Regions from separate parts of the Homo sapiens genome. Here region 2 is linked to region 1. The links are chromatin contacts, found by Hi-C or POLR2A ChIA-PET in ENCODE. All regions are on one chromosome and are shown on one strand. Each heading gives the region's core, a stretch centred on a gene start or an enhancer-like site at or near the end of the contact. The rest is flanking DNA. Distances are from core to core; before and after follow the strand shown.

What was found. Hi-C counts contacts between places; a loop is a spot of excess contacts on that map. ChIA-PET counts read pairs that join two places held with the same protein, here RNA polymerase II (POLR2A). Pooled maps may share reads with other maps.
Region 2: a map with no recorded cell type shows a loop between it and region 1 (11-fold over the local background). The contact joins two enhancer-like sites. A Hi-C loop is called at or near these places in 11 of 37 single-sample maps with no recorded cell type and 5 of 50 pooled maps. POLR2A ChIA-PET finds 5 or more read pairs at or near these places in 4 of 52 experiments (AG04450, B cell, BJ and 1 more).

The regions. Positions count from the first base shown.
Region 1 is chr6:148,757,349-148,764,452 of GRCh38, reverse strand. All of the region lies in intron 1 of UST (uronyl 2-sulfotransferase), which reads right to left. LOC107986659 (a long non-coding RNA gene) reads left to right here. Exons shown (of 2, transcript XR_001744408.2): 1 at 1-3,621; 2 at 4,474-6,549. Among named protein-coding and RNA genes, the nearest start is that of UST, 14 kb to the right of the region's middle. RefSeq lists enhancers at 2,592-2,731, 2,985-3,735. Within about 2 kb of position 2,817, at least 32 of the 41 ENCODE cell types and tissues checked have a DNase peak (open chromatin) inside an H3K27ac peak, as active enhancers do.
Region 2 is chr6:148,516,534-148,523,637 of GRCh38, reverse strand. It overlaps SASH1 (SAM and SH3 domain containing 1), which reads right to left. Exons shown (of 20, transcript NM_015278.5): 10 at 3,745-4,091. Among named protein-coding and RNA genes, the nearest start is that of SASH1, 180 kb to the right of the region's middle. RefSeq lists enhancers at 3,234-3,283, 2,960-3,499, 6,311-6,811. Within about 2 kb of position 3,522, at least 6 of the 41 ENCODE cell types and tissues checked have a DNase peak (open chromatin) inside an H3K27ac peak, as active enhancers do.

The DNA of each region.
Region 1 (7,104 bases), core at 1,568-4,067:
AAGTCAAATTATCTCTGTTGGCTGATGACATGATCTTATACCTAGAAAACCCTAAAGACTCCTCCAAAAGACTTCTAGATTTGATAAATTACTTCAGTAAAGTTTCAGGACACAAAATCAATGTACAAAAATCAGCATTTCTATACACCAATAATGTTCAAGCTGAGAGCCAAATCAAGAACTCAATATCATTTACAATAGCCACAAAAAATAATAAAACTCCTAGGAATGCATTTAACCAAGGAGGTGAAAAATCTCCACAAGAATTATAAAACATTGATTAAAAAAACTGTAGATGACACAAACAAATGGAAAAGCATCCCAAGCATGTGGATTGGAAGAATCAATATCATTAAAATGCCCATACTATCCAAAGTAACATATAGATTACATGCAATTCCTATCAAATTACCGATGTCATTTTCACAGAATTAGAAAAAACAATCCTAAAATTCATATGGAACCAAAAAGACCCTGAATAGTCAAAGCAATCCTAAGCAAAAAGAACAAAGCTGGAGGGATAGCATTATCTGAATTCAAATTATACTACAAGACTATAGTAACCAAAACAGCATGGTACTGGTACAAAAACAGACATATAGAGCAATAGAAGATAGTAGAGAACCCAGAAATAAAGCCGCTTACCTACAACCAACTGATCATAAACAAAGTTGGCAAAAATATACGATGGGGAAAGGATACCCTATTCAATAAGTGGTGCTGGAAAAATTGGACAGCCATATGCAGAAGAATGAAACTGGACCCCTTTTCTTACCATATAAAAAGTTAACTCAAGATGAATTAAAGACTTAAAGGTAAAACCTGAAACTATAAGAATCCTAGAAGAAAACCTAGGAAAAACTCTTCTGAACATTGGCCTGGGCAAAGAATATATGGCTAAGCAATGCAACAAAAACAAAAATAAACAAAAGGGACTTAATTAAACTAAAGAGCTTCTGTACAGCAAAGAAAGAATCAACAGAGTAAACAAACAACTTGCAGAAAGGGAGAAAATATTTGCAAAAATGCATCCCACAAAGGACTAATATCCAGAATCTATACAAGGAACTCAAATAACTCAACAAGAAAAAAGCAAATAACCCTATTAAAAAGTGGGCAAAGGACATGAACAGACATTTTTCAAAAGAAGATATACAAGCAGCCCACAAAAATACAAAGGAGAAAATGCTCAGTATCACTAATTATCAGAGAAATGCAAATTAAAACCACAATGAGATACCATCTCACACCAGTCAGAATGACTAGTATTAAAAAGTCAAAAAACAACAGATGTTGGCAAGGATGGGGAGAAATGGGAACATGTACACACTGTTAGTGGGAATGTAAATTAGTACAACCTCTGTGGAAAACAGTATGGAGATTTCTCAAAGAACTAAAAATCGAACTACCATTCGACCCAGCAATCCCACTACTGGGTATCTACGGGAAGGAAAAGAATCATTCTATCAAATAAACACCTGCCCTTGTATGTTTATCATAGCACTATTCACAACAGCAAAGTCAGGGAATGAAACTAACTGTCCATCAACAGATGACTGGATAAAGAAAATGTGGTCTATATACAGATGTCTTTTGCAGCAACAGGAATGGAGCTGAAGACCATTGTCCTAAGTGAAGTAACTCAGAAACAAAAACTCAAATACCACACATTCTCACTTAGAAGTGAGAGCTAAACAATGGGTACACATGGACATACAGAGGGAAATAACAGACAATGGGGACTCTCAAAAGCAGGGAGGGAGAAAAGGCTTGATGATTGAAAAATTACCTTTTGTGTACAGTGTTCACTATTTGGGTAATGGGTACACTAGGAACCCAAACCTCACCATTATGCAATATACCCATGTAAAAAGCATGCACTTATACTCCCTGCATCTATTAAAAAAAAAAAAAAAAGATAGAAGCCTGCCCAGCAACCAAATTCAGCTCTAGCAGTTTCTCCTGACCACGCTAGGAAGCACCCCTGAAAACATGGCTAAACATACACTCTATGACAGAGTTTGGGTCAGAGACAGAGTGCCACCATGGTAACTGCATACATTTCAAGACCCTTGCATAAAAAGCACATGCCTCTCTTCAGCCACAAGGAATAGGAAAGAAAGACAAAGATGCTTGAATAAAGTATTCTCCAAATACATTTGAACAATTCATCATCTTATGAGACCCAAAATATTATCACTGATATCCTTTGCCCAGGTGAAAAGAGGAGACAAAAGCCAGAGGTTATGGATCTTAACAAATATTTCCTGTTCCCTCCCTTTAGTTTCTGGGAAAACTCTTTATCTCGCAGCACGAATGAAGAATATAACTACAAACATTTCAGGGTCTCTCAGGCCTTGGATCTCTGCTCTACAAGCAAACAAGAACAGCCTTTTGAGTTGGGAAATGCATGAGCAAAGAAAACAAGGTGGCCTCAATCCTGTTATCTGCCAAAACAAAATAAAGACACTGCGCCATTTGGTTTTTATATTTATGTGGTTTTCTGGAATCGTTTCTCCATTTTTACTTTTGTGTCCCATGCAGCTGTTAGAGAGCTGCTTCTATGGACTGTTGGGAGAGCACGCAACACATTTTCAAGAGTAACCCATGTTAACCCCGCACTGCTGAAGTTGGCTCCACACTCGGGGGTTATATCAACATTTCCTCCTTCAAGCAGATCTTCCACACAGGAACTCCTCCCTCCACCTGCTAAGAGGTGACCACACCACAATCCCCGGGCCAGGCTGGCAAGGCTGCAGGGGTGAGTGTGGCCAGGCCCAGGTTGCTCAGGTGCCCACCCTCCTTCCTCAGCCCTGCCGGGCATTCTCCACCAATCGGCACTTTCTGGTTTCTTCCCCACTGTGGTAAAAATAACTTCCTCTTGAAGTATCTAAATCTGTATGTGATTTTACACACTTTTTTTTTTTTTGGCACGTTGTCGGATGAATTCTGACACTAAAGCAGAATGAAATTGCAAGAGATCTGCAATCACATTTCTGTAAAGCTCTGACCAGATGAGTCAGTTCCACTGTTTTCTCAAAGACTGAGAAAATACTTTCAGGCAAGACACTGCATTCTAAGCACCACAGCAGTTCCTTCTCCCCTAAGCTTCTTAGGAACTTGGCAGTGTGGTAGATGGAGGGAGGCGGAGCAGAAGGCAGGGTGCTGTTTGTTGTGATCTGCCCATGGCTTACTGGCTGTGTTCTGAGCAGAGAGGGCGTCTCAGGGGACCCATCAACCCACATCGACGTGGCTCCCAGAACTTGGCCGCACGTGCTTGGAGGAGCTGAAGCAGGGTTCCAGCCAGCCCGCTGGGGGCCTTGAAGTAAGGCTCTGTTGCACTCCTGCTAACACCCTCAGAAAAGCGGTGGGAGGAGCAGTCATTCTCAAATACCACAGCTTCGAAGAGGATCCCTTCTGACAGTAACATACCACTGCACAAAGCAGGCTCACTGAGGGAACTGGAAAACTGTTCAGTTCTGTGGCTTTTACGGGCCATGTAGACAGAGGAAGGGGGCTAAGATGTGTAAGGGAATCAAAACCATTTCATTTCTCTTTGTGCTTACTGGCCAGCCGTGTCTCCTCTTCTGTGACTGCTCCTGTACTCTGCCCATTTATCTCGTGAGTTGGTTTATCTTTTTCTCATTGATAAACTGAACTTTTAAAGACCTGCATATTAGTTCTATTTCCTGGGGAGATGTTTGTGGTTTTTTTTTGTTTTGTTTTGTTTTGTTTTGTTTTGTTTTGCTATGGTTATGGGGTGTTACTGTTGAGCTTTCACTTTAATATAGTTTTTTTTTTCTTTGTGGTTTTTACTTTCTGTGTCTTCAAATGACTTCTGATGAGAAAGTACTGGTAAACAGACCTATTTGTCTGGACAAGATTTATGTGTGTAGCAGAGCAGGGTAGACATAATAGTCATTTTAGTATCTTCAATTATTTGAAGACTATAAAGTCCAATAGACAAGCCTATATAGCTTCCAGAAGAACAGCAAAAAATGGATGGAGGCTAGAAAGGAGTAGCTCACCACACTGTGAAGAACCCTCTTACCCACTGGAGCTGCCCACAGTGAAATGGGATGGTCAGTAGCAGGCAACCGGGAGGAGGCTGTGCAAATCCTCATCAACAACACAGCTTTCACCTATCACATAGTGAGACTCTAAACTCTGGAAACCCATGTCTTACTCTGCTTCTTCTCTCTTAGGACTTCCTGGGGACATTCTGCTTCCCCTAATTTCTAGAGCAAGTTCTGGCGGAGGTGGAGGAAACGCACTGCTGATTTTAATTTTAGAAAAAATTTAACTATGATTAAGACTCAGAAAATGACAACGATGGCCTAAAATGTTTTTGTGTATTCTACTTGCCTTGGTCACTTGACTTCTGCAATTTTTAAAATAAGTGTTTGGGTCCAAAGAAAATAGCCTTATATTTGTTTCAGTTGCTACAATTATATGACCTCTTGTCTCTTTCAGCACATGATTTGAAGAACAGCAGAGATCTTAGAACGATCTACTTCAGTGATTCTCAAGAGAAAAGAAACACTCTCCCCTGGGAGTGCACAGAAAAATTACCTCAGGGACTTTTTTTTTTTTTTTTTTTTTTTTGAGACAGAGTCTCGCTCTGTCGCCCAGGCTGGAGTACAGTGGTGCGATCTTGTCTCACTGCAAGCTCCACCTCCCGGGTTCACACCATTCTCCTGCCTCAGCCTCCCGAGTAGCTGGGGCTACAAGCGCCCACCACCATGCCCGGCTAATTTTTTGTATTTTTAGTACAGACGGGGTTTCACCGTGTTAGCCAGGACGGTCTCGATCTCCTCACCTTGTGATCCGTCCGCCTCGGCCTCCCAGGGAGCTGGGATTACAGGCGTGAACCACCGCGTACGCCGCATTCTTTTATTTTTTTATTTTTATTTATTTATTTATTTTGGGATGGAGTCTCGCTCTGTCGCCCGGGCTGGAGTGCAGTGGTGCGATCTCGGCTCACTGCAAGCTCCGCCTCCTGGGTTCATGACATTCTCCTGCCTCAGCCTCCCTAGTAGCTGGGACTACAGGCGCCCGCGACCACGCCCGGCTAATTTTTTTGTATTTTTTAGTAGAGACGGGGTTTCACCATGTTAGCCAGGATGGTCTCGATCTCCTGACCTCGTGATCCACCCACCTCGGCCTCCCAAAGTGCTGGGATTACAGGCGTGAGCTCAGGGACTTTTTTAAAAGGACTTCCAATGCCATGCCCTTTCTCCCTCTCCTGGCCACTGAGATGTATTCCCATAGGGACAGTCAAGACCCTATGGAAACACTGCTATGGATGAGGGTCCTAAGGAACGGAAACAGCTGAGAATCATGGATCTAATGAAACTCCTTCATTGTAGAGATGAAGACACTGAAGCCTTGGAGGCTCACATGACTTAACACCGACAACTGACTTATTGTCGGGTCACCCTGCACACCCAGGCCTAGTGCCCCCTCCATCCAGCCGCATGGCTCTGCCTGACGGTTCTGTTTATCCAATGGGAAGGCATTCATGTCAAACAGCCTTTGTGTTAAAGCAGGAAGCTCTGTGCTGGATGACAAGGTCAGGGTTTTTAAGGTCCCCAAACAAAATACAACTTTCTACGAAATAATGTAAAATCAGCATTTGCCTTCAACTGCTCAAGGAACTGGGTGATTGGCCATGCCAGATGGTATGGCTCTCACTTGCCGCAACACCTACTGGAGGCTAACAGAGCAAGGCAACACAGAGAGGCTGAGCTTGGGAAACAAGCAAGTGAAGACACAAGATCTGCTTCTGCGGTTCACTGCTCTTGCTCTGACTGTCAATGAGAGGGAAGTGGGAACTGAGAAAAGAAAGTGGGCGTACTACTGGACGTGGTAGTTTCGTCATGAATGGGGGAAGTTCTGGGAGCAGGCACAGTGTATGCCTGGCATTGTGATTATTTCTGAAAGGATGTATCTTATGGATCACTAGTGCAATCCTAGAACAGCTGGCTATCCCAGAGAGTAAGCGCCAGCATACTCCCTCCACACAGCTATTTTTATTTTGTGAATGCAGGAACAAAAAAAGTAGTGTGGATAAATTCAAAACAGAGGAAATCAGGCTGTGCAAAAAATGTGTCATTTAAAGACTATCTCCAGGAAGCAGAAGAGAAGAAGCAGGAAGGGGTACATATATGTAATTAGTGGGATGGATGAATTACCGGAACTTGTCAGGTGTTGAAGAGCCCTTGCCAAATACTAGTGAAGTAATTGTGTATTTCTAGGTTTGATTGCTTCTTTCAATTGGAAGTCAGGTTATCAGTGAATCTGTATACTCCCCCAGCTGTGTTCTGATATGAGTGTGTGTGTACACTCATATGTGTATGTGTGCTAAATGAAGAGGGAGTTAAAGGGAAGCAAAGAACAAGCTGAGAAAATTGGCAATTGTTGAACTTAAATGTCAGGCCTTGGGTTAGAGAAGTATCCTGTAAAACAGCAATTATTAATCCTATTGTATACATCAAAACATCAGAGGTTCAGAGAAGTTAATAAAATTATTCAAGCTGTCCCAGCTAATAAATGGTAACACAGTGCTTCACACCCGGAGCTCTGCTCCAAAACCTATATCCTTCCTACTGCCTGATGCTTCTGCCCCAAAGAAGGCCTTCCATGAATATTTGTTGAATGACTGAACAAAGGAATTCATATGTCTCAGAATATTCTCATTTTTCTTTCATCAAGATTATGAAAATTGTACTCCTTGAACTAAAAAACAGCAATGGTGTTTCCAGAAATGCAGTACAGTTAAAGGTAATAGGTTATTTAAATCATCTATTAATGAATTAACTAAGAATTGCCTAATCAAAGCCATGACTTAAGGTTATTATAGTATCTTTCACCAAACAAGTGTAAATGGGTTGGTGGATTGAGACCTAATTTTACAGTATGGTCGTGTTGCAGTTCTAGGTTAAACTCTGTTCAGTCCCTATTTCAAAAATCACATCATTCCACGGTCTCATCTCCTTCATGACTTAAAGTCATGCTTGAAACATACTGGCTAATTTAACACAAATTGCTACCTAAAGAAGACACTAACCTACAGAAATAACAGCTATTCTGCAAACTTCCAAA
Region 2 (7,104 bases), core at 2,273-4,772, 240 kb after region 1:
ATAAGGAAAGCATTTCGTGACAACTGACATCAGGAGGTCTCAGAGCTGTTCTTATTCACCGATGCTGCTGCTGCTGCTGCTACTACCGACTTGTTTTCTAATAGACATTATCCTAATTCTGTATTAAATATCAATGGGCAATCTGATTTCTCTTATCGTCAGCTTAACTGGACCTATATCTATTCTATAGAAAGAGAAAAACCTTTCTACACAAATATATTCACCAAATCACCTAACTGGGTAAGCAATGTTATGACCACCTCTCAAGGCTAATTTTTAACATTAACCTTCTCTTTCCAGCTTATAATGCCATGTACATTTCCTCCTTCTTGCAAAAGCAGTGATTTTATTCTAGTTCCTTTCCCGTGACTCAGGGCTTCACAGACATGGTATGGCACCCAGATGCCTCATCATTGTATGGCTTTTGCACGTCCCTGCTTTAAACCACAGCATCTACTGCAATGTTGGAGCCCAAGTTATTTCTGATACATATGAAATAAGTGACAAAGAATTTATGTGGAAATTATGACTGCAATAAATTAGAATCTCATTTAAGTTTTCACATGCCTATTGTATGCATTTATTTCTAAAATGAAAAACTGAAAGAATGGACCAGTTTTCTTAACTACCAACTAAAACCTCTTTCAGTGATAGGCTAAGATATCTGGAATTGATTCTTTTTTACAGTGGAGGAGTGACAAAGAATATAACAATAAAGATTGCTTGAATTAATTTCTAACTTTTTCTATAAGATCAAGTAGTTCTTTAAACAGCATTCCTTCAAAAGAGAAAATGGACTGTAAAGAGACTCATAAAAAATAAATCAATACATGAACCAGCCCTTGACGTTGATGACCTAAATAAATGAAGCCTAAATGAAGTTTTTTTAGTTCACACACTTCCTGTACTGAAAATTATAAAAACACTTTAGATAGATGCTTGGGATGAGGAGGGCTAGTCAATGGAATGGCCATGCAGTTGGAAACACATGTTTTGGGGTTGAATTCAAAAATGGACAAAATTGCAAAATGTCATGCATGTCTGTTCTCTCAAACAAAAATTGAATGACCAAATAAAATACGAGACAAGTGACCACTTCCAGTGGATACAAAGCATTATCATTTCCCTGAGGCTTCATCAAGCAAATATGGCATTTTCGAAAGACAAAGAGCTTGAGGTTGAAGAATAAAGGAAACTTTTAGATAAAATGAAAGAAATATGACAAGGAGAATGGAAAATAACCTTTTAAATAAATCTAGCAAAGAAATAAGATTAATCCCTTTTTAAAAAAGTTCTTTCTATTGTAAGATGATAGAACACTTATTTACATTCTCTGGATAATTAGAAAGTTAAATTTGTTTGATTGTACAACTGTACTACAAGAAAAGGAATATGCAAATATATAACTTCCTACTGAACACATATTTTTGCAAGTGTTCAAACTGTCCATTAGTGTCTCAAGCTCACAGTATTTTAAAAATACTCAGCCTCAGACTGATACTTGGGATAGGGATTACACAGGAGCACGTTAGGTGGGGGCGGTGCCTGGAGATGAGCTTGCCCAAATGTCCATACTCAATGTCAATGAAGAATTAATCACTGGCCTACAACACTAACTAGCACAAATCCCAGAAATATAACTTCTAGAGACAAGGCCCTCATGGAGTTATAGTATTAATCTGACAGTAAATAACATGAGAGGCACATCAACAATTCAAGGTGCTCAGATTGGGAAATTTCTCAGTATTACATGATGTAAACTCACAGAGGTGAGTCATCAATTAACAGAAGAAGTGCGTCTGTTCTATCAAGGTCATGTCAAAACATACAAGAGCAGATGAATTGGGTAGAACACTTCTGAAAGTAAAAAATAAATACATAAAACTAAGACTGGTTATTTTTCAAAATATCTGTGAGTCAGAGCAAACCAGAGGCTGAATGAGTGAGAAAGAGAATTGTTATTTTAAAACAAAAACTCAACCATTGAAAAACTGTTGCCATGATACAGAAAGAGCCAGAAGAAAAGTTCCTGCTACATACTAGTAGTATTAAAAGTGCTGCAAGAATTACATGAATATGAAAGGACAGAAAATAAGGAAAGTCAACATGTGGAAATATGTGGAAAACCCAGGGGCTAGGAAGGACCTAAGGATTCTTTTACAACAGAGAAGGTCGTTTTAAGAATGGCATTGACCAATCCGTCTTCACTTTCACAAAAGCAGAACCCGACTGAATGAATTTAAATTACACTGATCGTCTGGGGAAGAACATCCTGTTCATGAACGGGAAGGCCCCCTGGGAAAACCACTATTGAAGGACACTCTATTCTTTCAGGTCTTTAAAAGGGCCCACAGCCAACTGTCCTGAGCAGATCAAGCAAGGTGCCAGGTGACAGAGGGCCAAGAAATCTACTTCCTCACTTTGCACCATTTTATATGTGCCACTGTGCAAACTAAAAGTTAGGTGGGAATTTCAGAAGGAAAAATATCTATATTCTGAAGTTCAAAGTAAGTCATGCCTTGAAAATAAATCTTACTAGGTCTCTGATCATCCAGCGTTAAAAGTGAAAAACATCCTACTCTTTGAAAGTGAGTACTTTATTCCTTGCTGAGTACAGAAGAATCTATAGGCTAGGGGAAGGCATTTCCAAATGTTGATTTGTTTATAAAGATAAGAACATGGAATAGACTTAAGTAAAACAAAAAAGCTCCCATTTTTGTTGTTAGATTTACGAACTTTCTGCTTGCCTCTACTAATAAAATAAATGTGCTTTAAAATGTTTTCAAATCACCAAATTGGTGACTGTGATGACGGCAGTTTTTCCATGAGCCTGCTCCTATTGTTTTAATTTTAAAACCAAGAGCAAGCATCTCTTTCAAGGGTGAAATGCCCTTCTGTTTTGAATCAGCTTCTTTGAGGTCAAGTGACATAATGGCCGAGAATCAAGACAGCCACTCCTGGAGGCGGCCAAACCCCACCCCTGTACCCTGGAAGCCCCTCTCTGGATTAGCTTCAATGCTTATTTTAATGGGCACTCAAACAGCTTCATCTGACAAGAGGAGAAATGGAAGAGAAGGTGAAAGCTGCCTGGAAGTGAAAGCAGGATTTGAAATTGAAGGTGATGGTGGGATGTGCCCTGACGTCATGAGCAGGAGAGAGGGGAGGAAGCCGGTCCCCGCAGAAGAAAGGCCATAATGCTTGACTGCACATCACAGAAATGACAAGGCCGTCCTCAGGACCATCTTTGTGACTCACAGACTTCTGGTGGATTCTCAAGAGAACCCTTTTAGTACAGCGGTCGACCGTGGCGGCCCACTTCCTCTTTGCCTCCTCATCCTCCTCCAGCAGGCACCGCCTCAGGTCCTGTCTCTCAGCCTTGCTCAGGGTCCTGTCTGAGGCAGGCCGCACTAGCTGGGTCAGGTTCAGGTGGCTGTACAGGCTCCGCTCCACCACGTAGGTGATATTGAACTCGCTGACCGAGGTGCGCCCGCGCACCCTCCTGCCGGGGAAGCCGCAGCTCCCGCCCCCTTTGCCTTTCTGCCGGAGCAGCTGCAGGTCACAGGTGGTGCTGGTGACGCCTTTTCTGGAGGGACGCTGGCAGAGAAAAGCTCTGGAACAGGAATAATTAGTATCCGTTTTCTTCAAGCGGATTTGCTTCCGGACACTCTGAAACTCCTCCAGGGACACCAGAAGGTGGTGCCTGCGACGGTGGTTGTCATAGAAGCAAACACCATCCGTACTTACCCCGTGGCTTAGGGACCCGAGACCCTTCTTCATCTCCCCCTCGGTGAGGGAGCGGGACACTTTCTGGGCCTTTTCTTCTTCTGGGTAGGAGAAGAATGTCCCCATCTTCTTGGGGGGCTTAATCAGGCCCCGGCTCTCTCCTTTGCTGAAGGTTTTGACCAACTTCCGGCCAGCCCCCCAGGTGTCCAGGCTGCTGGAGGATGGAGACGTGGTGAGAGAGTCTGAGTCATCTTCGGGAGGTTTCTCAGGAGAGCCATCAAAGAAAAGGGGCTTCTTGTGCACGCCAGAGTAGAGGGCGGACCGTTCATCCAGGACCGGCGAATTCTCAAACACGTGCTCCTCCCCACCTGGAGGGAAACCAACAGAGTCTCTTGTGAACACACCTTTGCATTCTTGCATACATCTTTCTTTACATTCACCACCTTTCTCCGTATCATGACCCTCTTTATAAACCCAGCTCCCACTTACATATGTACAGAAAAATGAAAATACACTGTGCAAATACATGGTTTCACATGAGCTTAATGTTAAAAGGATTCAGATGTGTTTTCTTCTTCTTTAAATATCTTTGTAGACCTAACACCTTCACAGGCGTATTTAAAATGCCGTTTGCAAAATCTAAGCTAGCCATAATCACAATATGCCTTAGCATTTCGAGATAATGCCCTCTGCAGTTTGTAAATGCAACCCTCTGAAACTAGGAATCAGGATCTTTCCCCCTTCTGAAAGGCACTCCTTTATGTTGGCTCTGGTCGCTTTTTATAGTTGGAGTGTGATAAATGTCATGTGGCTGACAGTGATTGTTTTATTGGTACATATGCCATTTGAGTGACTAAATCTCCAAGGAAGTTTTGGTGGGGAGAAACACTATAAAGCGTTGTATCTTGCAAATGTGACTGACACATCGTCTCCAGCTGACAGGCCAAATGCAAAAAGTTAGGAAACTCAGTGATCCCGGCCAGATACTCCCATCAACTCAGGCCTCACTAGGAGCAGCCAGGGCGTTTAAGGGCCCTGACACGCAGGCAGCTCCAGGGTCCCACTGGTCTCAGGGATTCCAGCTCTTGAAGCCCTCACTGGAGCCAGGTGGCAAGCCAAGCCCTCCAGAGCCCGGTGGAAAGGTTTGGACTTGGCAGGAAAACCAAGTTCTTTTCCGCATGTGTTATGTGAACAGATGTGAGAAAAGAAGTAGGTCAAACTGTGGGTGTAGCGATCCCAACTGGCTGTGTCCCTTTAATTATAGGGAAACTTTGAGCTCTGCAGCTTTCCACCCGCTGAATTGTGAAGAGGAAAAAAGGAAAAGTTCCTTGGAACAGAAGGATGGCACTAAATATACCAGCTGGGACGAGGGCGCCAGTGTGTGGTTAAATGTCAGAGAAAAAGGGGAGCTATGCTCAGTTCAGAGCAAAACTCAGAGGGGAAAAGAACGGCAGCCATCCTTTAAAATTCTAAAAATGGCTTACTTTCCCAATTGATGGGATTTATAGGTACAAATCTAACAACAACAACAAAAAAGAACAGCTGCTATTAAATACAACCCAAGGTCAACTTTACATTCATGCCCAGCAGACGGTGGTGGGGAAGCTGGAAAGTGGAAAAGAAGATGTAAAACTCTGCCTAGCCCACAGTCCCCTGAAGAGTTGTTCAGGGATCTTTCAGGGGGACTTTAAAGGCAGGATTCGGGGTTCTCACAGAAATTCACCAGCCCAGATGCAGGGTACCAATATCCTGGAAGTTTCCCGCTCCTTCCTCAGGACACCTGACTGACAAGGTGTGGAGACCAAGGGTTCTTATGCTGTTGGAAATAAAAATGGCAACCTCTTCTAGTTATAGTCTACCCTCCACTTCCAAGAAGAAGCGACTGGGCTAAGACTAGAGGCACAACCTGTGGCAGGGGCAGCCCAACCATGGACTTCTCTATTAAAGAAGTCGAGCGTGGTTGTGGCTTCACCATCCGCCCAGGTGTCCACGCAGATGTACAAAGGCCCTTCTCCACCCACAGTCCTAAGGGGTTTCAGGGAAGTCAGGTGAGTCCACCCTGCGTATCCTAAGGATCTGTCACTCAGCAGTTGCTTTGGACATTTTCTGGGCTCTGTGCTTAGGATTGTTGTCAGAGATTCCAATACTTTGGTGTCACATCTGAGTCTGGAACCAGCTGGTGCACGCATGTCCATGACGAATGTAGCTCTATTCTCGGGTTCAGGAAAGTCAGCATCTGGTAAGGGGTTGTGAGGGAAATGTAGCAAACGCTTCCCAGGAGGCTGCATCTGCCGGTGCTGAGGGCAGGCCTCCTGTAGTGCGGGCTTTTCCGTCTGAGCCTGACCAGTGGCTTGGAATCCCAACCTTGACCTGGATGGCTTGAACTTGGAGCATCGCTTCTCCCATCCTTCTCTGACTTGAGCGTACAACTCCCCTACTGGAAGAGTGACCATCAAGATGAGCTCACTCCATCACATTTGCTGTGATTTGCTTCACGTGAAGGCCTCCATCATCTATCTTATTCAGCTGAGACCGGCTTACCAAAGGCAAGGTGATTTTGGCAGGAGGAGAGAGGTAGGCTGTGGGCTGACTTAATGCCAGGAACTCAGGGGTATGCTCTGCATCCAGCCCGGCTCTGCCACTCACAGCTCCATGACCTTGGGCAATTACTTCCTGGCTCTGAGCCTCTGTTTCCTCATCTGTAATAATGCCTACCTATCTTTCCATAATACCCCTGGCAAGGCTGTTGTGATGATAACAGTAAACATTATCCTCATAAAAGAGTTACGTGAAAGTGCTGTATGAACTGAAAGGCTTTCTACAAAACTGGCGATTCATTACTGGAGAGAACTGAGTGGGAGCAATGAGGGAAGGAAAGGTGTGCATTCTGTGGCAAAGACACAGAAATGGGCAGATAAAGGGCACCAATGTAGCCTAGGTTAAAGATTGGCCAGGGTTGTCCCTGACAGGATAAGGACTTGAAACCCAGGGTGCAAGGGTGAGAATGAATGAAGAACTGATCTCTCTCCTGGCTTTCCGAGGACTCCAGAGCTGGTGGGGGAGACAGGTGGCAGCGGAGTGAGAACAGGCTGCTGTCAGGGAGCAGGCTGCCTGGACATCGTGCTGGGCCTTCTGCTGGCTGGCTGAGTGGCCAGGAGTCAATTACTTTTAGCCTCTTTGAGTCTCAGGTTCCTCATTTTCGAAATGAGGATGGTGTAAGTGCTTACTTCTGGTAGCTATTCTGAGGATGACATTAAAGAGAATATAAAATCTAAAGTGTTAAGGAAAGTGCCTGGCACACGGTGTGCCCTCAATACATGATGATTATCATGCAGACAACTTGGTATTAGCACAGGCACGCAGGAAGTCAAAGGATCAACC